Linked DNA regions of Mus musculus: regions 2 and 3 are each linked to region 1. A link is a loop called in an ENCODE intact Hi-C map of the cell type or tissue named here. Cell type or tissue: heart. All regions are shown on one strand. Each heading gives the region's core, and the rest is flanking DNA. Links, peaks and the distances in the headings are about the cores only.

Region 1 (7,685 bases), core at 1,712-6,711:
TTTTACATCTGTCTGTCTGTCTGTCTGTCTGTCTGTCTGTCTGTGTGTACCTGTATCTGTTTGGAGTTCAGAGGATGATACTTCACAGGAGGTGTCCATCTACATCCATCACGTGGGCTGTGGGCTCCAAGCATAGAACTCAGGTCTGGTCTCTGGGCTTTGGCAGAAAGCATCTTTACACTCCAAGTCACCGTACCCTCACTGGACCTTAGTTTTGAAGGGACAGAGCATCACCATGTAGCCCTGGTGAGCACTGAACATGCTGTGCAGGGCAGCTGGCTTTGGACTTCTGGTGTCCCCCCAGCTTCTGCCTTTAAGCACTGAGACCGAGTGCCCCCCACCATGCCTGGCAAGAAGCTACATTTTCACTGTAAGTGATTGTTCTATATTCAGATTTTTTTTTTTTCCGAGACAGGGTTTCACTGTATAGCCCTGGCTGTCCTGGAACTCACTTTGTAGACCAGGTCGGCCTCGAACTCAGAAATCCGCCTGCCTCTGCCTCTGGAGTGCTGGGATTAAAGGCGTGTGCCACCACGCCCGGCTATATTCAGATTTTTTTTTTTTTTTTAAAGATTTATTTATTTATTATATGTAAGTACACTGTAGCTGTCTTCAGACACTCCAGAAGAGGGAGTCAGATCTTGTTACAGATGGTTGTGAGCCACCATGTGGTTGCTGGGATTTGAACTCCGGACCTTCGGAAGAGCAGTCGGGTGCTCTTACCCACTGAGCCATCTCACCAGCCCTATATTCAGATTTTTGAAAAAAAAAATTATAGTTGTGAAAGTAGATTTAGATAACCAAGCTGTTTAAAATATCCTTAAAATAGTTCTCATAAATTGAATGAGCGTTTGATTTTCCATAAATTAAATTATGTACAATTAAAACTCTATTAAGATGTGTAGCCAAAGAGTCTGCAGTTGTCAGAAGCTGTGTAAGATTCTTTAGTGAGGGAGCTGGCCACAGTGTCAAATAGTAAAGACAGTTTGGAATAGGAAGTTGACTGCTCTGCCATTCACACTTCAGTTAGATTTACTCTAACTAAATCTAGAACTCATCTGAAATCTGGAACATTTTACCCACTCATAGGTAGTAGGAACAGCAGACTGGGTGTGATGGTGAACCTGCATTGTCAACTTGACTGAATTTAGAGTTGCCTTGATTCTAGACAGGTGTGCTGGTGGCCCTCACTTGTAATCTCAGCCTCACGAGGCAAAAGGATTTCCAGGAGTTCCAGGCTAGACTGGGCTACATAATGATTTCCAGACCAACTTGGGCTATAAGGAGTGAGATGCTGTTTCAAAACTCAAAAGCAGAGTCACCATGGAACATATCATTGAGTGTGACTATGGGGATACTTCTAGAAAGGTCTATCTGAGACATGCAGACCCACCTTGAATGTAGGCATCCTGTTTCCTGAGACGGAGTCCCAGACTTAGTGAAAAGGAGAAGGGGAACTGGAAACCAGTTCTCACCAGCCCATCTCTTTGGTGGATGATCCTGGAGGTTCTGGCTACCATTCCTTTACACCATCAAACTGTAATCTCAACACTTGCAAGGTAGAGGCAGGTAAAAATTGGTGAGTTTGAGGCCAGCCTGGTCTACATAGGGACTTCCAGCCAGTCAGGTTTGAGACCCTGTCTCAAAACCAACCAACAAGAAACCAGTGAGCCCAACTCAATCCTTGCTTCCTTAAGTGGTGTGCCAGGTGTTTTGTTCTGGCCACTAGAAAAGCCATGGGTCTGCTGCACGTGTTTAGGAGGCTGTAAAGCAGGGGCCACACAGGGCTTTGGTTCCTGATAATCGACAAGTTGGTCAGCCATTGGAAGAGGAGTAAGGCTCACCCCCAAGTGGAGCATTAGGACCAGCATTGTTGGCGGTCCGTCTTAGGAGCGTTGTAGAAGTCTTCTGGGTTGCCTTGTGAGTTAATGAGCTGCTGACTGTCTCAGAAGAAAGAAAGAAAGAAAGAAAGAAAGAGAGAAAGAAAGAGAGAAAGAGAGAAAGAGAGAAAGAGAGAAAGAGAGAGAGAGAGAGAGAGAGAGAGAGAGAGAGAGAGAGAGAGAGAGAGAGAGAAAGAAAGAAAGAAAGAAAGAAAGAAAGAAAGAAAGAAAGATAGATTTCCATGGCAACACTAGTCTTTGAGCTGGGACAGTCATAACACATTTTGATCCCAGTATCACAAAATCCATTCAGTTTTTTTCTTAGGGACCATTTAGAATTTTTGCTTTTATGTAGGGGACAAAAAAAAAAAAATCCATGCGGACAAAAACAAAAACAAAAACAAACAAACAAACAAAAAGCTGGGCGTTGGTGGCACACGCCTTTAATCCCAGCAGAGGCAGGTGGATTTCTGAGTTCGAGGCCAGCCTGGTCTACAAAGTGAGTTCCAGGACAGCCAGGGCTATACAGAGAAACCCTGTCTCGAAACCAAAACCAAAACAAAAAAATCCATGCGGCAGGAGGGACTTCAGTGTTCCTCCAGACCCCCTTGATGTTTTGCAGAGAGAATATGAACCTTAAGGTTAGGAGGTGGGTCGAGGTCATGCTGCTATTTAACCTTAGAGAGGAGCTTTGAGGGAGCTTGCCCTTCAGTGACTCTTGGCTATGTCCTCCCAAGAGGAGCGCAGCCTTGTTAGAAGGGAGCTGCTAGGTGACACCTCAGGACTGCAGGTGCTGCTTGCTTTCTCACTTACACCGAACAACTCAGAGCCAAGAGCAGCCCTGTAATTCTGGCAGGGGGTAGAGGCAGAAGGAAGAAGAGTTCCCGACAAACCGGACTTGGGCAGAAAGGTCAAAGCTGGGACCCATCACTTGAAACCGGTGTCTGTGCGCCACCTATAGGATTTTTGGAGAAGAAACACAGCATTTTCCTTTTCCTGCAGGTTAATTCTCGAGGCCATTGAGAAATGTACTATTTCTTTCTTTTTAAAAAAAAAACATTTATTTATTACATATAATGTACACTGTAGCTGTCTTTAGACACTTCAGAAGAGGGAGTCAGATCTCATTACGGGTGATTGTGAGCCACCATGTGGTTGCTGGGATTTGAACTTTGAACCTTCGGAAGAGCAGTCGGGTGCTTTTACCCACTAAGCCATCTCACCAGCCCCGTACTATTTCTTTTTTTTTTTTTTTTTTTTTTTTTAAAGATTTATTTATTTATTATATGTAAGTACATTGTAGCTGTCTTCAGACACACCAGAAGAGGGAGTCAGATCTCGTTACGGATGGTTGTGAGCCACCATGTGGTTGCTGGGATTTGAACTCTGGACCTTCGGAAGAGCAGTCGGGTGCTCTAACCCACTGAGCCATCTCACCAGCCCCCCCGTACTATTTCTTAAAACACCAAAGTAGATGATATTTGCTTGCTTTGCAAAGGAAAGCACTAGGAAAGACAGAGAAGGCACCATGCCTCTGGGAGAGCATGGCAGGACCAACGTTTAAAAAGTTCCCCTTCCCATCTCTAAAGATCCCTTGACCAAGCTTTTGACTCCTTTCCATCATGTCCTAGTCTGCTTTCGACTGCTGTGATAAACAACGTGACGAAGTGGGCTAGAAAGATGGATCAGCAGTTAAGAGCACTGGCTGCTCTTCCAGAAGGCCAGAGTTTGATTCGCTGCACACACATGGCAGCTCCTAACTTTCTGTAACTCCAGTCCCAGGGAATCCTCGGCCCTTTTCTGGAATCATTGGGCATCACTGTGCATGAATATGGTGCCCAGACATACTTGTAAGCAAAACACCCATACACATAAAAACAACAACAACAACAACAACAACAAAACAACAATAATAAAAAGTCTACCATGACCAAAAGTAAATTAAGGACAAGTTATCTGGTTTTCAGGGTACAGCTCATCACCGAGGGAAGTCAAGACAGGAACTCAAGGCAGAAGGGAGGAAGGAGAGAGTGGAGCAGAGCCTGCAAAGGAGTGCTGCTTACTAGCCAGTAAACCTGCCTCCTTGTATCACCCAGGACTACCGGCCCAGCAGTGGCACCACCGGGGATGGTCTGGCTCTCCGATATTAATGATTAAGAACATTTCCTACAGACATACTCACAAACGATCTGATGGAGGTAAACCCCCAGCTCAGGTTCCCTCTTCCCAGATGACTCTGGCTGTGTTGACAAAAAACTAACGGTACCAATCCTAATTAGTCTTCCCCTTTGAAACGTTATCGTTCCGTGAGGCAAGAGAATTGTCACAAGTGTAATGTCAACCTGTTGATCAACCTAAAAACGGACTACAGGCAGAAAGGAAGAAAGGCAGGAATCCAGTATTGCCTTTCATAAAAATGAAATTACCAGGAAGTACAATGTACTTCATTAGAGGGTAGCATAACTGAATACTGAGAACAGCACAGGGTCTCCTCTGTAGGCTGGCCAAAGCTCCAGCTATTCTCTTGAGTGCTGGGAATACAGTCATTTACACCGCTCTGCTTCAGGTTTGTTCTAAATGACGGTTGCGATCTGCCCACACAGCCTCACTCACCTTCCACTTCAGTACGAAGCACCCTTGACCGTTTTGTTTTGTTTTTTTTGTTTTCGTGGGGATTGCCACTTCAGTCTCTTTTACCCACGTTCTGGAAACCCTGTTGGCAATCTAGTAATCTGAGTTTGCGGCCAGAAACTGGATGACTTCGGTGTTCTGGCTACCTGCACCGAAGCGCCCTCTGCTGGAAATGTCTAGAATAGTAACCACAATTTGATTTTCTGAGCTGGACGCGGTGGGCATCTGAAATCTCAGATAATTGAGAAGCTGGGGCAGAAGCATCGATTAAGCCTAGAATTTCGATGACATAATGAGATTCACGAGGAGAAAAAGAAGATTCCAGGAAACTTCACTTTCTTTCTCTTTAGCAGGAAAGACGGCCCCCTTTCCTCAGTGAGGGGGAAAGAATCTCACTTCTTCCTTGGGACCCATGTGTACAGAGCGAGCTCTTTTGTGAAGCTGTTATTTCTGGTCCTGGGTGGCTCTGTGCTAGGGAAACGGGTTTGATTCTGTCCTGATGCTGAGAGCATCCTAGAGACAGCATAGTGCTTCAGGGTGATGCAGCACCTGAAGACTTACACCCTCGTTCACAAAAAGATGGGTTCAGGAACTTAGAGTGTCCATCGCTTTAGAAGGGGAGCAATCAAGAGGAGCTATGAAATAGCCAGTGTGGGGAAGAAGAGCGAAGGTCACTCGGGTAACCAAACTGTAGAAACATGAGCTCGGGGCTTTATACTTCCTCGATAGTGAGAGCTTGACGTGACACCCTGCTTTGGCTGAGTAGTAAACAGAGGGTCAACTCACAGACTCCTCTGAACTGTTGGAAACACACAGATGAGATTTGCCAGGGACCACAGTGACTGTTCAGAACTGGCCTCAAGTCTAGACTGGTGGGGAGAGATGAGAGAAGGAGAAGACAGGCTTTGTGTGTGTGTTGTTTCGAGACCAGGTCTTATTAGCCCTGGAAGGCCTCAAACTTCTGAATTCTGGGATGACAGGTGTGTGTAATACCACCGGGGTTATGTAGTAGTGAACCCCAGAATCAAATGTGTACTATGCAAGGAGGCAAGTACCAGTGGGACCATGGCCCCAGCCCTCTCCTCCCTTCTTTGGAAACAAGAGTCTCATGAAGTCCAGGCAGGTCTTTAATTTCTGATCTTCTGCCTCCGCCTCAGTAGGCATTATAAACACGTGACAGCATGCCTGCCTTCTCCTGTCTTATATAGGGCATCCTATTATGACGTTGTCTTAGTCAGGGTTTCTAATCCTGCACAAACATCATGACCAAGAAGCAAGTTGGGGAGGAAAGGGTTTATTCAGCTTACTCTTCCACATTGCTGTTCATCACCAAAGGAAGTCAGGATTGGAACTCAAGTAGGTCAGAAAGCAGGAGCTGATGCAGAGGCCATGGAGGGATGTTCATTACTGGCTTGCTTCCCCTGGCTTGCTCAGCCTGCTCTCTTATAGAACCAAGATTACCAGCCCAGAGATGGTCCCACCCACAAGGGGCCTTTCCCCCTTGATCACTAATTGAGGAAATGCCTTACAGCTGGATCTCATGGAGGCATTTACTCAACTGAAGCTCCTTTCTCTGTGATAACTCCAGCTGTGTCAAGTTGACACAAAACTAGCCAGTACAGATGTCATTGCCATGATGAATGCTCTGAACACCTTTCTTGAAGGAAATAAAAACTCCCTAGTGTTCTTTTAACTTTGCCTCGTTTTGGAATGAAGTCAAGTGACTAAAACATACATAGTTCACTAGATACTTTGAGGGTAAGCTGTGTTTGGTAGGTAAGAACGTGGGCCCACAACACACTAGGGGAAGAATATTGTGTCCAGTTGGGAAGTCCTCCGAGCTGCCTGAGGATACTATTTCTAGCAATGGATTACCTCTGTCTAGGTTGACAAGTGGTCCTTTAAAAAGTTCTTATTGCTCAACTGTGACACAGACACTCCAAAACATGTGGAGCCTCTCTGACCTTGAGCAGAAAATTAAATTATCTGAACAAAAATGTAGAAGCTTGCAAAACAAAATCTGATCTTCCAGTGTAATATGGAAACTGTGAGCCAATGATGTAACGACACTTATGTGTGCAGGCCGCCTCCTTAGAGCAGGTCCCTCGATCATTTCAAGCAGTGGCTGTCAACCTCCCCAACGCTGTGACCCTCTATACAGTTCCTCACACTGTGGTGACCCCCAACCAGAAAAGGATTTTCATTGCTACTTTACAACTGTAATTTTGCCACTGGTATGAATCCCAACGTAAATTCTTTCTGCAGATAGAAGTTTGTTAAGGGGGTCACCACCCACAGGTGGAGAACCAGACGACTCATCCTGAGTTTTTGCAGACCACTTGACCAGGGCATGTTTCCAGAAACAATCAGTGGCAATTCACTGTTCTTTAGAAGCAGAGGAGGGACCACACGCCTGTAACCCCAGCCCACTTGGGAGCGGAGAAAGGAGCATAACATGTTTGAGATAAACCCAGCTACTTAGTGAGATGCCGCTAGAAAATCAAAAGCCAAACAAAACTGATGAGAACAATACGATCAGCATCTTGCCTCAGGTTGTGTGTGTGTTCACGCCTGATGCCTATGTAGCTTGCAGGTTCCTCTCACGCCTTCCCTCTCTTCTTTTTCTTCCTTCGGAGGTAGGTCTTACTCTAGCCCAGGATCTTCATCTGAAGCTCACTGCGCACCTCAGGCTCACCTCAAACTCATGGGTCTCCAGTCTCAGCTTCACCAGTGCTGGTATTGCAGGTACGCATGGGCCACTGCATCAGGAAAACCACTTGCTGCTCCTCCAGAGGATCAGAGCTCAATTCCTGGCACTCAGGTCACAACCACTTGCAATTCCAGCTCCAGGGGATCCAAGACCTCTGCTTCCACAGTAGCATGCTCGTACACACGCATGGGTGCACACACACACACACACACCCCACCCCTCCACACCACATTCTTACACACCCCCCCACATAACCATATAACACCGTCATATATACACACATACACCATTCCCTCACACAAACACACATACACAGCATACCACATCTTATACACACAACACACTCTACACTCTCTCTCTCTCCCTCTCTCTCTCTCTCTCTCTCACACACACACACACACACACACACACCACACTACATCCTCACACCCCCACATCATACCACATCCCATACCCTCTCACAC
Region 2 (7,685 bases), core at 1,692-6,691, 610 kb before region 1:
CCCCTGAACCTGTAAGCCAGCCCCAATTAAATGCTGTCCTTATAAGACTTGCCTTAATCATTGTGTCAGTTCACAGTAGTAAAACCCTAAGACGTTGGAGTGATTACAAAATAACCAAGTGGGAGAGCCAATATTTGGATCTCTTGAAATCTCTCTCACCAAGGAAATTAATCCACTATTCAATTTAGTTTCATTCTTAGGAAGGAGGCAGAAATCAGCCAGATTCTTTGCCAAAAATCACAAGAATTGATAGTCCAGTCTCTAATATTGCTCCCTTCCCATTTTAAGCTAGAGCTCCATGTTTAACCCTCATCACTGTCTTCTAAACTCCTACCGAGTTGCCCACTAAGCTCTTCTTACAGTATTCAGCCAGTTTTCTATCCCAGAGTTCCATAGCATTCCACAGTCCTCTGAGAAGCAACATAGCCAGGTTTGTCAGAGCAAGAGCTTACTTTCAGTATCAACCTTTACATAAGTTACATTTCTATTGCTATGATTAAACACCATGACCAAAGCAACTTATAAAATGTTTATTTGAGTTACAATTCTGACCCATCCAGCAGGTCCAGTTATTCGAGGGTCTCGAGGGGACCTTCTCCTAAGAACCAAATGTGGGGAATAGAGAGAGACGAGAACCTTGTGCAATGAACGACACACGGAAGCAGTCTGAGTAACATCAAGGTCTTACTGTCTTGAGAAAGGCCCAAGGCTTAAACGCACAAGCAAGAGGGGAAGTACAAGTACTTATCAGCGGGAGGGGTGGGGCAGTGGAAATTTTTCTTTTGGCAGCTACACGGGGAAGCAGGAACTTGGTGGTATCAGGGTGTGGTCAGGACATCTGGCGCTGACTTAGGGCTGGAACATTCTGTGGTTCTCGGAACGGTGCATCGGTGGCCCACTTTTGACCCCCTTTTTTTCTTGGGGGGAGAGGCCCAATTCATAGATCAGGACAATAGCATTGTCTTAATAGCTCCCAACACAATTCCAGAGCGTTAGAGCCCATTAATGGTGGACCAAAAGCATAGTGGCAAGTGGCTGCGGCAGCAGCTGAGAACTCACATCTCAACACACAAGGAAGAGGCAGAACGGGAGCTCACAACTCAGCACACAAGCAGAAAGAAACTAACTCAAAACGCACAAGTCTTCTGGAACCTCAAGGCTCAAGCCCAGTGACACGCCTCCCCCAGCAAGGCCACACCTCCTAATCCTCCACTAATAGTCCCACCAAGTGACTGGAAGCCTAGTTTTTACTCTACAAAGCAGTGGTTCCATATCTGTGCCAGCGTGTTGATTTGCTTATTCTCTACATATTGCTCTTAGAGACCTCAAATTTTGTTCTAAATCTTTCAACTTTTTAGGACCCTAATATCTGTGGGACATAAAACCATGCCAGGAAGTTTGAGACCTATGCAGGTTGAGACCCAGAGACTCAGTGGACACACCTGAGACTTAAGCAACTTCCTGCCCTTGCCAGACCCCTGGCCTGGAACACCCACCATGCTTCTCACTTAAAAGAAACTTGTCCTATGGTCATATAGGCCCAAAGCAGAGTTCTCCATGCTAATGAGGTACCTAGAGGCCCAGAAGGCTTCACCAATAAGCTTTCCTTCCCAAACACTCCTCCCTGTAAAAGGCACTGAATCTCAGTTCCACTCTGAGTAGTAGGATATGGTTTTATGCATTCATTTTCTTCCATGACAATAAACTATTTAGAACCATGCATGAACTGTTTCTTTTATCAAGATCTACCATAGTAAGTCATGAAAAAGGCATTCAACTACAGAGACACAACTTAATTCTCCTGCAAAAAGCCTCTCTGCACGTCCAATGACAACCACTATGAAGCCTGCCTCTGCCAATCTGAGGACAATCACCCATGGGACAAGCCAGAGCTCCCCTTTCTCCTCCCCCACCCCCACCCCTGGATTAGACACTGGTCCCAACTCTGTGGGCCTCCAAATCTGTTCTTGGCTCTTCTGTGATTGATTCTCAGCTGTGCCTGGATGTATGTCCAAAAGTCTGAGAAACCCACAGCCCTGGCCTCATCGCAGGCCCAGGGACCCCAGAACCAGTTCCAGCTTTCCCACATCTCAGACTGTGGTTTCCCACCCCTGAAGCTGTGTCTTGGTGCTTCCCTACAGCACTGCACCCATCCCACCAGCTGTAGACACAGTCAAACTCTCCAAGAGGCCATGCCCAGCGGACGCAGACCAACATATATCCATGCACTAGACTCCACTCAAGTAAGCATGCAGTCGCATACTTCACAGAGAAAGACAGCCTTACTGGGTTGTCCCAGACTGTCCACCCAGGTTTTTCTTCTACATAGTGAATTCAGTCTTGGTTGTGTGCCTCAGCATTTGCTGGAGGAGCCATATTCCTAAAAGGAGTAGGCTAAGGTAGTGAATACACTCTACATCTCTTTTGTGGTATATATTCATCATAATTTGATGGATATCTTAGGATCTGTGCATTTTCTTATAAGTAACTTATAACTAAAAATTTTAAAGTGGGAAGCAATGCTTAATACTTGCTGATTGGGAAAGGCAGAGAAAATTGGAAAAGACAGAGCAATTATATCACTTTCACCTTGGACACTAAACCAACCTATTTCCCTTGGCAAGGGTAGGATAGAGAGGAGATAAACAAGCCCCTCCACTCTGCGCAGATAGCACCATGTGCTCATGTAAAACAAGTGGAAGCAGAGCTTGGCTCTCCCAAACTCCAATTTACATTTATAAAATGGGGGGAAATTGTGCCTGTTAAGAGTTAAGAACTGCCGGGTGGTGGTGGCGCACGCCTTTAATCCCAGCACTTGGGAGGCAGAGGCAGGCATATTTCTGAGTTCAAGGCCAGCCTGGTCTACAAAGTGAGTTCCAGGACAGCCAGGGCTACACAGAGAAACCCTGTCTCGAAAAAAAAAAAAAAAGAGTTAAGAACTACGTGGGATTTTAAGAGTAGATAACTAATGGGGTTTGGGGCGATAGATCAGTTATTAAAGTGATTGCCTTATAAGCACGACAAGCAGAGGCTGATCCCCCAGAACCTATGTAAAAATGTGGGGCATGGTGTCTCATTTTTATAATGCCTGTACTGGGGAGATGGAGACATGGGAATCTCTGGGGCTGTCAACCGCTGGCCAGTCTGGCCTGGGTGGCAAGTCAACACTGGTGAAGGGTATGCACAGTTCCTGAGTCACCTGAAATTGTCAAATTGTCTTCTGGCCTCTGCAGATATGCACAGTCGCTTTTATTTTCTTTCTTTCTTTTCTTTACTTTTTTTTTTTTTTCCTGTTGTTGAGGATTAAAAAGTAATGTTCGGAGGTGGCCCTTGGCTAGACGCACACAGGTACAAGTAAGCATTGGTTGCCATCATTTATTGTAAAAGGTAAGCTATTCTTCAAATCACCAGCCTGCCATTCCTTCCTAAGTTGGTGACTCAGTAAATACTCCCCATACCTGCCTAGCTTGTGACCTTCCCTCCCCCACTTCTGGAGGTTAACTTCAATGAAGTAACTGCATTCTTCTTTATGGATATGTAAAGCTACTTGGAAACAAGGCTCAGAGACACAAGAAGCTCAGCGACGGAGCCGGCTGAGGCCAGTGCGGGCGGGTCAGGCCACCTCATGCCACAGTCACCGCGAACTCATCCCTCCACCCCACCCCCGTCACTTGGCTGACGGGCGTGCCAGCAAGTCGTAAGATAGTGGCCGCCAATCCGCTCCGGGCCACTGAGCGAAGTCCCACGTGATCCGCGCCGGGCCTGACGTCACGAGACCGCCGCCCTGCCCTCCGAGCCTGAGGTCGCAGCACGCTGAGTGACTTGGAATTCGGGTGCCGGCGGTCACCGAGGTAGATAGAGAGATGGCTGCCGCTCTGCAGCGCATCGAGCAGCTGTCCAGTCGGGTGGTGCGCGTGTTGGGCTGCAACCCGGGTCCCATGACCCTGCAAGGCACCAACACGTACCTGGTGGGGACCGGCAGCAGGTAAACGCCACCCCCGAGCCCCCGCAGCTCACGCAGTCACGTGGCAGGGAGGCAGCGAGAGGCCAGGCTAGCCCCCAGCGCGTCCCCGAGCTCTGCGGAGGACAGAGGGTGTAAGAAAAGCACAGGCTTCCCAAGTCTGACTCACAGTTTACTTGCTGTCTCGCTGCCCGCAGGTGGTGACCGAGTGAGTTTACCGTAGCCTGTGTGTTAGTGCACACTTGAAATCCAGTGTTTGGAACGCAGAGGCAGGAGGTCGCCCCCAGTACGAGGCCATCCTAGGCTACATAGCCACTTTCAGGCTTGGTTGGGTCATATAACTAGGCCCTTAAAAGTTTACTGTAAGCAATTGACTATACTAAATCCAGTCTCTTACAGTAGAGGGCAGAATTTGCTTCTAGTTCAACCGGAGTCTAAACCCGACAGAGCAACCCAGCCTGTGGGTAGGAGAAACTAACTCTTGCTTTTTCTACTAATCGTGTATGACAAGCATATCTTGTTTGCGTTTAAAGTCTCTATTATATTAACTCTTCTAGAGTAAAGGATATTTACAAGCATCGGACTCTAAAAGTAGACATAAAAGGTTTAGCCCAGAGTGAATCAGGCCAGGGGAAAGTACGGGACCTTTAGGCTTCCGGCATGCTTTTAGCAGCAGAGTGCCTAACCTCTAGAGTATGGTCTGAGCCCAGGACAATCTCTTCGATGTGCCACTTTAAACCCATTCTGAAGTCAGCACCTAAGCCGGAAATTGCAAATAGTCTGAATAACCCTGGAGAATGCCCTGCTGGAGTTTGCTGTATGGTTCCAGGACATTCAACACAGCCTGCTTTTCTTCGAGGGTTAAAATAGATGGCTGGTTTCTATGCAAACTGGATGAAGAAGTTACTAAGATGAACAGTTGCTAAGCACAAATGTTCACTGGAATCATATATTGTACTTAAGTAATAGTTTTATTTTTATAGGCTCTTTAGGTAGTAAGTAATGGTAAAATAATTAACGTGCAGATGATGCTACTCAAACTAAAGGGTGATTAGAAACAAATATTAACTGGGTCCAAAGCAGATGTTCAAGACTTGTGTCCACTGCTCCGCATCACAAAAAGGTCTAAGATGATAGGTGGCACTATATCATTGAACTCATTTTTACACTTCTGTTTCTGCTAACTTTGGGGCTCATTGGCCAATCCCTCCTTGCTGACACAACATCCTCTCTAGCTGCTGGTCTCTCATTCTCCATCTTTATCAGAGTTTTGTACTTCTCTAAATGCAATCCTAACTTCATGCTATTCAGTTACAGTTGTGTGTCATGCATGCGTATGTGTGTGTGCAAGTGAGTGTGTATGTGTGTGTGTGTGTGTTTTCTTAACTCTCCCCCATTACCTGTGCTCTTCAGACTGAACCCTACTAAAGTGAAGCACAGGCCTTCCTGAGTTGATCTTATAAACAGAACCATCACTGTATTTGAGCAAACAAAACGCTTAAACACTCCTTAACATTTTTCTCCTCCTGGCACACATCCAAGCCATCTTGGCAATGTGGTTTTGACTTCTATTAACCCATTCAGTTCTTGCATAGATGTCTGCACTAACCTCCTAACTGGGTTACCTGCCTCTGCTTTTATCCCTCAGCCCATTCTCCCAAAGGCAGCCATCTTGTTCACCCTCTGGCCCAGCCATGCAGCCTTCCTAGTGTCCCAGATGAGGCATATTTCGCCCTCCAGACTTTAAGTTCTCTTCCGATTTTTTCCACTTCACTCACTCTTTAGAGCTCACGTAAAATGTCAGTTCCTTGTGGAAGTTAGCCCTGACCTCTTAGACAATATTGTAATGCACTGTAGGTTTTGTGGTGTTTATCTCAACTGTAGTTTTTGGTTTTTGGTTTTAAGTTTAAGGTCTGTAATGTATGAAATCCACTGTCTCTCTCTACTTGGTTATCCCACTGTAATGGAAGATGAGCCAAGGTTTATTTTCATATTCCCAGCCCCAAGCCTTGGACAGCAGAAGTGGCATAGTGAATCCTTACTGAATATTTGCTTACATTTTTTTTCTCTTAATTTTTGCTTTTGTTTGCTTCTTGGAGTACTGACAGCTTTAGCTGTCCTTTGTCCTTTGTTCTGGTCAATTTGTAGACATCACAGTTCACTAAAACCCTGGTAGACCTACCCTGACATTAAAATGCCCTTACTCAATAGTCTTTTCCAGGGTATATAACAGTCTTCCTCTGTTCAAGAGCCACTGATGGCTGAAATTCTAACCTTCCCTGTCTAAATGACTTTGAGGACAGATTTTGTGTACTATAGCAGAAGAAAGGGCCGTATAATTTAAGCTATTTTCAGTGTGGATATTACTTTGAGAACTTCGTATTTTGAGTACTGTATTTATAGGATTTGTTCCTCCCTGTCCTTCCTCCAACTTCTCTCCGATTCGTGGACTCTTTTATGTAAGTGTCATGGTTACATATATAATTATATAAACACCACCTGCTGAGTGCTTTCTTTATTGCTCCTATGCATCTGTTTAGGACTGACCACTTACTATGGTGTGTGTGTGGGTGGGGGCTCCCTGGAGGATTCACTGATTCTTCCCAGCACCATTGACTGCCTGTAGCTCTTTCTCTAGGGCTGCAGCCTTGTGAGACTTCTTCCATCCATGTTAGCATGTCAGCTGCTATTGTCATTTTTCAGGTCTTGTTTAGCCAGCGATCATATGGTTGAAATTTCATGAGTGTTGTATGTGGAAAACACTGTCTTGGAGCAGACATCCTGATTCTCTTGCTTTTACAAGTCTCCCCAGCCACCTTCCTCAGTATTCTCCAACCCTACATGTTGGGGTTGTATTGTAGATGCATCAACTAGGGTTGGACACTCTGGTCAACCACCTTTGCCTGCTTTAGAATCTTGACTGTTTCCTCGCTTGTGAGACTTGGGGTGAGATAATTATCTCACTAACATGGTCTTTTATCTATACAATGAATTATATAAGATCTTTTTCATAGGGATATTATGCAGACACAATGAAATCTCAATAAAAGTATTAAAAACAAAATTTAATCCTGAGGAAAGCGCATTACAGTGTTGGTTATAGCTTCTGCTTCCTTGTACTACATTAACACTAGGCTCATAGTGTAAGGTGGTCAACAGTGCCGATGGTTTTGGGTGAGTGACAGCAAAATGGACAAAGGGCAGTTAATAGATATCTGAATATTGATATAATATTTCATTAATATAAAATTCCTATAAAACAATTGATTCTACTAACTCAGTTGAGTATTTCTCTATTCATATAACAGATCATGTGTCTGAATTGTTCCGGGCACTGAGTTCTGCTTAATGAATCACTCCTAGGCCTCTGCAGATCCATCTACAGTGTTCTCTTGAGCTCTTTATGAATACAGCTTGCATTTGCAAAGAGACCTCCTGATGTAGGGCTGCCGTCTATGACTGTAGGTAGTGGAGTGATCCACACACTCAGAGATGACTGAACCTCACAGTAACTGTGCTTGGACATTACACAGCGAATGACCAGAACTAGTTTTCTAATCTAGAGCTGAGGCATTATGCCATGAGGAATGATTTCAGTGCTAGCTAAAGTAGTGCTGTCCCCCATCGTTGGACCTTGTATAAGCCTGAAAGACCTGGGATAAATCACTTAGCCTGTCTCAAGCCATGTTTCTCTACAAAATATTGCAATAAACTCCCTGGAGTT
Region 3 (7,685 bases), core at 847-5,846, 77 kb before region 1:
AGTCTATGGCCGAGAATGTCTTACCTGCTGTCCCATCACTCCTGGGAGAGCACGCCCTTAAGAGGCAAGAGCAAGCTCATTCTTACTGGAGATCAAACTCTGGGCTTCATACATAATACTACGCAGAGGCTTGGCTCTGTCAGTGAGCACAGCCCCCTGCTGTGGGGTAGAATATAGCTTGATTACAGTTTGCTTTCTTACATAGAAATTTGTCCCTATCAAAGAGCTAAGGCCTTGGCAGTTCCCCAAAGCATACCTACTGTCTTAGTATGGTACCTCACTCCTTCATTCCCAGCCAGCACTTAGGAGTCAGAGGCAGGCAGATCTCTGAGTTAAAGGCCAATCTGGTCTACAAAGTGAGATTCAGGACAGCCAGGGTTACACAGAGAAACCTTGTCTTGGAAAAAAAGGAAGAAGGAAGGAAGGAAGGAAGGAAGGAAGGAAGGAAGGAAGGAAGGAAGGAAGGAAGGAAAAGGAAGGGAGGGAGGGAGGGAGGGAGGGAGGGAGGGAGGGAGGGACAGAGGGAGGGAGGGACAGAGGGAGGGAGGAACAGAGGGAGGGAGGGACAAAGGGAGGGAGGAACAGAGGGAGGGAGGGACAAAGGGAGGGAGGGACAGAGGGAGGGAGGGAAGGAGGAAAGAAGAGAGGGAGGAAGGGAGAGAGGGAGGGAAGAAGGAAGGAAGGAGAAACAAAGAGAAAGATACTTGCTGTATGGTTTCATTGATATGAAGGAGAATGAGGGAGGGTGCTGATGACTCTTAAAAGGATTTGTGCGGCTGGGTGTGTGGTACATACCTTTAATCACATTTGGAAGGAAGATCTTAGTGAGTTTGAGGCATGCCTGGTCTGTGTAGCAAGCTGGAGGGTAGCCAAGACTATACAAAGAGATACTCTCTCAAAACAAGCAAACAAAACAAAGGTCTGTGTGGATATCTGACCAAGAACCTATATAGACGGGATTTTGCTAATTGGACATAGTATTAAACTGACTGCTAATGACGTTTGTTATGCCTATAAAGTAAGGCCTCCTCTTTAGGGGTCGAACCCCTTTCACAGAGGTTGTCTAAGGCAATTGGGTGGTTGGGGAAGGAGGGGGGTATTTGGCGAGCTGGGAGATGAGATGGCATAAATATGATCTGAACACATTATACAACATTCCCAAAGAACTAATAAAGTGGTAAACCCATCAAAACAATGAAAGTTTGGTATAGAAACTGGGTAATCCAGGGGTTTTCTACCTAGGAACTGCTTCAAGGCTGGGTGGGAAGCACACACTGGTATCTGTGTAACTGTTTCCAGAAGTTGCTTCAAACATTGTTTAAAAAAAAAAAAAAAAAAAAAAAAAGGACAACGGTTTAAATACCAGGCAGTTGGAATAAAGTCGACCCTAACTTACTGATGAGAAGTGGAAGCAACTGGGTGGTAAGAAAAACTGCAGCAAAGTATAGGTAGAAGTTAACAGGCTGCCTTCTTGGTTAAGAGTGCTAGCTACTCTTCCAGAAGACCAGGGCTAATTCCCAGAGCATACATAAAGGGCTCACAACCATCTGTAACTCCAACACCCCCCCCACACACACACACACACACAAACACCCGTATGCAGTCAAGGCTCTCCCCAGGGGTCAGATAACCAACTGGTGCACAGACAAAACAGCCACACACATAAAATAATTCTCAAAGTCTTGAAAATTAAAGTATAATTCTGTTTTTATCATAAATGCTATATATGTACACCTCTAATCATAGCAACTGGAAGACTGAGGCAGAAGGATTGAATTGGCCGTAAGTCTGGGTTACGTCGTGAGAGCAGCTGTAAAGAATAGGGAGAAGGGAGGGGAAGAGGGGAGACTGGTATGCAAACTATTGAATAACCAAACAAACGAGGGCTCTATGTCTCTTTAGCTGGTCTGGCCCTCCCTACTGTGCAGGTATATTTGCCTCAATGGTTATCTTATGGAAAAGGCAGAGCCCTGGATCTCTAGCCATTCCCACTTCGTTTCGGAAAATAAAGCGCTGCCTCACCCTTCGGATCTGTCCTGCAACTGTGAAATGATTATGGATGCTAACCCTGTAGATCAGCACAACCGCACTTGATGCTACGTCTTCGGTGCTCAGGCCCAGGGAGGGCAGAATGTATTGCTCTCCGAAGCCCGCGCATATTCGCTCGCGCATATTCCTGCTCTTCTCATGCGCCTCCTCACCGGGGACACAGGCAGAATCAGTTCATGGGGCTCTAAAGGGACCAAGGGGACAGGAGACCTCCATTCTCTGCTAGTTTTGGAACTCCGGGCGGCTTCCCATTTAACCTCGTTTTATGATTAGTAATCAAATCACTATCAGTCCGGAGGAGAGACTGAGTCTCTCTCCTCACTCATCACAGCGGTCCCCCCCCCTCGTGACAGGCCCAAAGAGGAACTGGAATGGTGTGGAACCTGACCAAGGTCACCAGCTTCGGCGCGGTTTTCTCCACCCTAGGTGCTTAGACCTGCGGATGTGAACGGGATTAAACGCCCCTTTCTCTCTATTCATCGCTTGCAAGGAGAATAAAAATGCAGTCGTTGAGCACAGTTACAGTCTGGACCTAGGTTCTCAGAGCCTCGGGTCAAGGTCGCAAGCCAGGGTCAGCGGAGAAGGTGTCCTGTGAGGAGATTAGTTCTCCCCTACCAAGAAATAAAAGCTGCAGAAAGGGCAAAAGGACCCCCGGGGCCTCAGAAGCGTCTAACGCCTAACTTCTCAGCCTACCTGGTTCTCTGACAAATTTGACCAAGACTAAGAACAAGCTTGGCCTCCTAGACGCCAGTCTGTATGTGTGTGTGTGTGTGTGTGTGTGTGTGTGTGTGTGTGTGTGTGTGTGTGTGTGTGTATCTGTGTGTGTCTGTGTGTGTGTGTCTGTGTGTGTATCTGTGTGTGTCTGTGTGTCTGTGTGTGTGTGTCCTTGTGTGTGTTGGAGACCTTGCTTAGGCAACAATTGTTCCGTGTGAGAGTGGGGGCTGTGTGTAGGTGTCATTATTCATCGCTCTCAGCTTCCTACACCCATCCTTTTAGGGTGTAGTGTGTGTGAGGGCACAGAAGAATTTATTGGGTCCCCAGGGTAACACTTGTTTAGTTCTCACGCCGACACTTCTGGGTTTGTGTGCGTGTGTGGTGTGTGCATGTGTGCACGTGTGCGTTTACACACAGAAGGTGAACACTGGTTAGCATTTGCTACGCTCTGGCCTTGGGCAACATTTGCCACACTATGATTTCCTGACGTTGCTAGACTGAATCAACAACAACAACAACAACACCTGCCTGTGCAAGATGGGCAATCGCACTTCACAGGATTCCAGGGAACGGTCAAGAGAACTGTTAGGTTAAGTGGGTGATCTCTGGGGACCTGGGGAGGAATCCAAGCGCTCGCCAATGAGTGTGGTGGGCGGGGAGAAGACTATCAGGGGACCTCCACAGGCCTGATCTCTTCTACTGCCTCCCTCTCCAAGTACCCTGAGGCCGGATCTGCACCCTCCCTCTTAAAGCCTGCACAGCCTTCGGGGGTTTCAGAAGTCTAGGGTCCCGAGACCCAGCGGGTGCCGCCCTAGCCTTGGCCTGAGGTAGGTAGGTCTTTGGCCCGCTGGAGGGACCTACCCCGAAGGCTACAGGCTTCCAGCACGGCTGGGAACAGTGCTCTGTAATCGCTTTCAAAATTCGTTTTGCAGTTGTTTGGTTGTTTTTGTTTTTTCTTTGTTTTACTTAGTTAGTTGTTTTTGGCTTTGTTTTTGTTTTAAACTTCGTAATTGGATTTTGGCTTTCCACCTCCGGAGTCGCTTGTCTTGGGAGTTAGAGCCTGCGCTGTTCGGGGCTCAGGGGGAGATAGACGGAGAGGCCTGTGTGGTGGCTGACCTCGCCCCCTGACCCTATGTTCTTTAACATCTGAGTCACGACCCGGGTTGTTTTCCTTATTGGACACATTGATCCCTGATCTTAAAATCCTCGGACCCTACGGGTCTTCACTCCTTAGCCCTGCTGTGTGGCTACTGAGAAAGAAGCATTTCGGGGGCCAGGGCCGCCGCGGCCAGGTCGGCGACAACCGAGACATCTCTCTGCTGCCTGGCTTGGGACTTGTCATCCCGGAGTCTCCAGAGGCGACCTAGGTTGAGATGGCTAGGGTTGCCAAGAGATTGGAGATGTGGCGGGAAGGGGCGCTGGGCGTGGGTCTCTAGAGGGAGGACGAATACCGCTCCGCTCCCCTCGGTGCTGTTGGGACCGCCGGGGTCGCTGACGTTTCGCTAAACTCCTTGGGGTGCCGAGTCGACTCAGAACCCCTTCTGCACTGTCCCACCGAGAGCGCACACTTCTCCTATCTCGGCTGCATACTCAAGAGCGCCTGAAGCCACTGCCTGCTCCGAAACCGGTGCAGGGTCGTGCCCTAGTAGCTTGGCTAAAAAAATTATATTAAAAAAAAAAAAAAAAAGACGCTCGTAGAGACCTAGGCGGGTGGTTCGTTTTGTTGGGCTGATAATTAAGAGAGACGGAATTGAAACCCGTTTTGTAGGAGCCGGGTTGAGGGCTTGGGAGCGGGGGTCACCGGCATTCCTTAGTCAAGGTGGTTTAGGGAGCAAAAGAGAAGGCGACCTGAGCCAGCACCTTTCAGTCGGGTGACACCAAGGCAGATTTTCGTTAGAGGTTTGAGACGTTTGGCTTTTTAGTTCGGTTTGGTGTGGGAGTTTGTGCCTTTTGTGTTACTTTTTTCGAGCTAGGATTGGCGGGATCGAATTGGGAACTTTGTTCATTGACTTTGATGGGGTGGAGGGAAGTAGTTAAGATCACCTAGGACCCCTCACTCAGCCAGCTCGGTTTCCCACAGATCCGCAAAACTCAGCTTGCGATGGCCTTACCGCCCTCTGGTGAGACCCAGTCCCAGGACAAGGCGAACTACCTGCCCCAGAGCAACCCTCACCACCTGACTACCTACTACGCGCATGCCCCAGGCTACAGTCACTTTAGGAACCTCGCCACCACCGAGGAGGAGTTTCAACCTTGGAAACTGGCAGCTGCAGTGCTTGAGTCCCAGGCGATGGCCCCTCTTGATGCTTTTCGGATGACTGCTCCCTTGTTGAACCCGGGTCTGGCTGTTCAGAGCGAGCCGCTCTACAATCTGCCCTGGTACAAATTGTCACCATGGAACCGAATTCCTCAATTCACTCCCGAAGTACCACGATTTCTAGACAGCACTGAGCATAGGAGCAGCGGTTCCAGCAACCAAAATTTGGTCCTCGGCGGCGGCGGTGGCCAAATCAGTGGTCAGAGGTGGGAAGCTGAAAATTTACTTCTGCCATCCCCGGTAATTGCTTCCCTACTACCTGATGGAATTAAGTCGTCCCAGTCAATATCTGTCCCCCAAACCTTGAATCAAGAGGGGAAGCTGCCGTTTTGCGGCTTCAACTTCACAGAGGAGGAACTGAGCTTCGTTCTGTATGGAGCCATCGCTAGTCCGGAGCACCCAACCGACTTACAGCATGCAATTTCAGGCATCCTGGTTCCCACAGAGAGTTCTGGTAAGGAAATCTACATTTTGGGTCTGGGTTGGTTGGTACAGGTCCGGACCACGCAGTATTAAAACATGGATGTATGTTGGGGCGAGTGTCTCTCTAAACCGCCTTCTCTGCTGGCTTCTCATGGTCCTCCTTGCCTAACCGTGTAATTCCTGAGATTGCTTTTAGTGAGCTCTGAGGACTAAGAGCCAAGTGGTTTCCCTCGGTGGCTTTAGGAATGTACAAAGTATCTACATGATGGTCTCCAGAAATTCACACCTGGCAGCTCTTTACCTCAGAAAGCATTGTCTCTGACTCTCAAGTTTGCAAAATGGAGTTCATTACCCACCAAACCTCCCCCAAAGGGTTTTTTTGAGGCTCAAATGAGCAACAGTGTACAAAAAGCCTGTGTCAATGATACAGCAGCAGTAAAGGGTAGAGGATAAATGTCCAATGTAAATCCTCTCTAGGGACTGAGGGAACCCTGTCGGGAAGGCAACTCACTGTCTTTTTCTAGGGTCTAATCATCTTCATAAAACCCTGGACAAAGACTCCCTCCAGCTTCCGGAAGGTAGGCTGCACTCCTTGCCTGGATTTATTTCCCACAACTAATGTTGACTCACTGCCCAGGCTCATTCTCCTTTCCTCTCCTGCCTCGGGTTCACCTAGGTCTCTGCCTCATGCAGACCTCATTTGGTGATGTGCCACACTTTGGCGTGTTCTGCAGCGACTTCATTGCCAAAGGAGTGAGATTTGGACCCTTTCGAGGTAGAGTGGTCAATGCCAGCGAAGTGAAGGCACACAGGGACAACTCTCGGATGTGGGAAGTAAGTGTGTTTCTGGGGGTGGGGGGTGCTGAATTTGGGGAGGACGACCTGAGGTTGGGGGAGGCGGTACCCTTGAAGGCCTTTATTGAGAAAGACATTGGTGTTCGCTCCAGCAGGACCTCACTCTGCATGAAATCCACGTTGTAGTGGGTGAAGCAACTTTAATCTGTACAGATCAGACATGGAAAGTACATTTAAAGAATTACCACTGTGTGTTTTATTTACAGGCAAACCAAGTGTTTTAAATATGATAGAGTGTTAAAAGCATGCTACAGGAAAGAAAGACAAGTTTTAGACTTTCATGTTACTTTCTTGTAAAATTAGCCAAGGATTAACAAAACAAATAAAGCAAGTTAGTGCCTGTCTAAGGGAGGCTGCTGAGACAGCAGCTTCTCGTTTACAGGACCCACTTGTCAGAATAACCAGGTAACTTAAAATCTGAAAGCCCTGACCCTGGACTTCTAGCAATATACTTTAGGATGATAACCTGTGATTTTGGCAATGTGGAAGAGCTGAATTAAACAGTAATTTATACTAAACTGTACTTAAACTAAGCTGCGGCACTAGCTGCCCGATCCCACGCCTCCACACTGGGCAGAAGAGAAAGAATCCTCCGCAGCTCATCCCAAAGGGCTGGGCTCAAATAAGACCTAGTTAGTTCCCTTACCCTTGCTTATAAAACTAACGTACACCACAGTAGAAACTCAGGGATCGAGAATGTGATAAGGGCATGAATTCATTTTTAAAGTATGTTGTTAGCCAGGCGTGGTGACGCACACATTTAATCCCAGCACTAGGGAGGCAGAGGCGGGCAGATTTCTGAGTTCGAGGCCAGCCTGGTCTACAAAGTGAGTTCCAGGACAGCCAGGGCTATACAGAGAAACCCTGTCTCTAAATAAATAAATAAATAAATAAACCCTGTCTCTAAATAAATAAATAAATAAATAAATAAATAAAGTATGTTGTTACATAGTCTATAGAGGAACTGGAGAAATGCTTGCCTGGTATGCCCAAAGTGCTGGACTCAGTCCCCAGCACCACATAACACTGCATGGTGGCACACATAAGCATGGTGGCACACACACATCAGCATGGTGGCACACACACATCAGCATGGTGACACACACACATCAGCATGGTGGCACACACACATATCAGCATGGTGACACACACATATCAGCATGGTGGCACACATCAGCATGGTGGCACACACACATCAGCATGGTGGCACACACACATCAGCATGGTGGCACACACACATATCAGCATGGTGGCACACATCAGCATGGTGGCACACACACATCAGCATGGTGGTCCACATCAGCCTGGTGGCACACGTAAGCACTGC

What was found. Hi-C counts contacts between places; a loop is a spot of excess contacts. Peaks named below come from ENCODE experiments on the same cell type or tissue, not always from the same donor. Only the 100,000 strongest peaks of a DNase experiment are listed, where the experiment ranks them.
Region 2: a loop joins it to region 1, with 2.1 times the contacts of the local background. A loop is called at or near these places in 5 of 42 quality-filtered maps.
Region 3: it touches region 1 in a loop (3-fold over the local background); 30 of 42 quality-filtered maps call a loop at or near these places.

The regions. Positions count from the first base shown.
Region 1 is chr1:13,047,316-13,055,000 of GRCm38, reverse strand. No RefSeq gene overlaps it. Among named protein-coding and RNA genes, the nearest start is that of Gm39592, 54 kb to the left of the region's middle. In heart, for the core only: CTCF peaks have their summits at 2,835 and 4,677 (motif pointing left); no DNase peak of the experiment used is centred there; H3K27me3 peaks cover 2,766 bases.
Region 2 is chr1:13,656,629-13,664,313 of GRCm38, reverse strand. Lactb2 (lactamase, beta 2) reads left to right here and starts at 3,805. Exons shown (of 7, transcript NM_145381.2): 1 at 3,805-3,985. The coding sequence starts at 3,864. In heart, for the core only: a CTCF peak has its summit at 4,353 (motif pointing right); a DNase peak (open chromatin) is centred at 3,763; H3K4me3 peaks cover 1,654 bases; H3K27ac peaks cover 1,927 bases.
Region 3 is chr1:13,123,015-13,130,699 of GRCm38, reverse strand. It overlaps Prdm14 (PR domain containing 14), which reads left to right and starts at 3,537. Exons shown (of 8, transcript NM_001081209.2): 1 at 3,537-3,590; 2 at 4,844-5,534; 3 at 6,028-6,081; 4 at 6,180-6,337. The coding sequence starts at 4,865. In heart, for the core only: no CTCF peak of the experiment used is centred there; no DNase peak of the experiment used is centred there; H3K4me3 peaks cover 1,379 bases; H3K27me3 peaks cover 3,540 bases.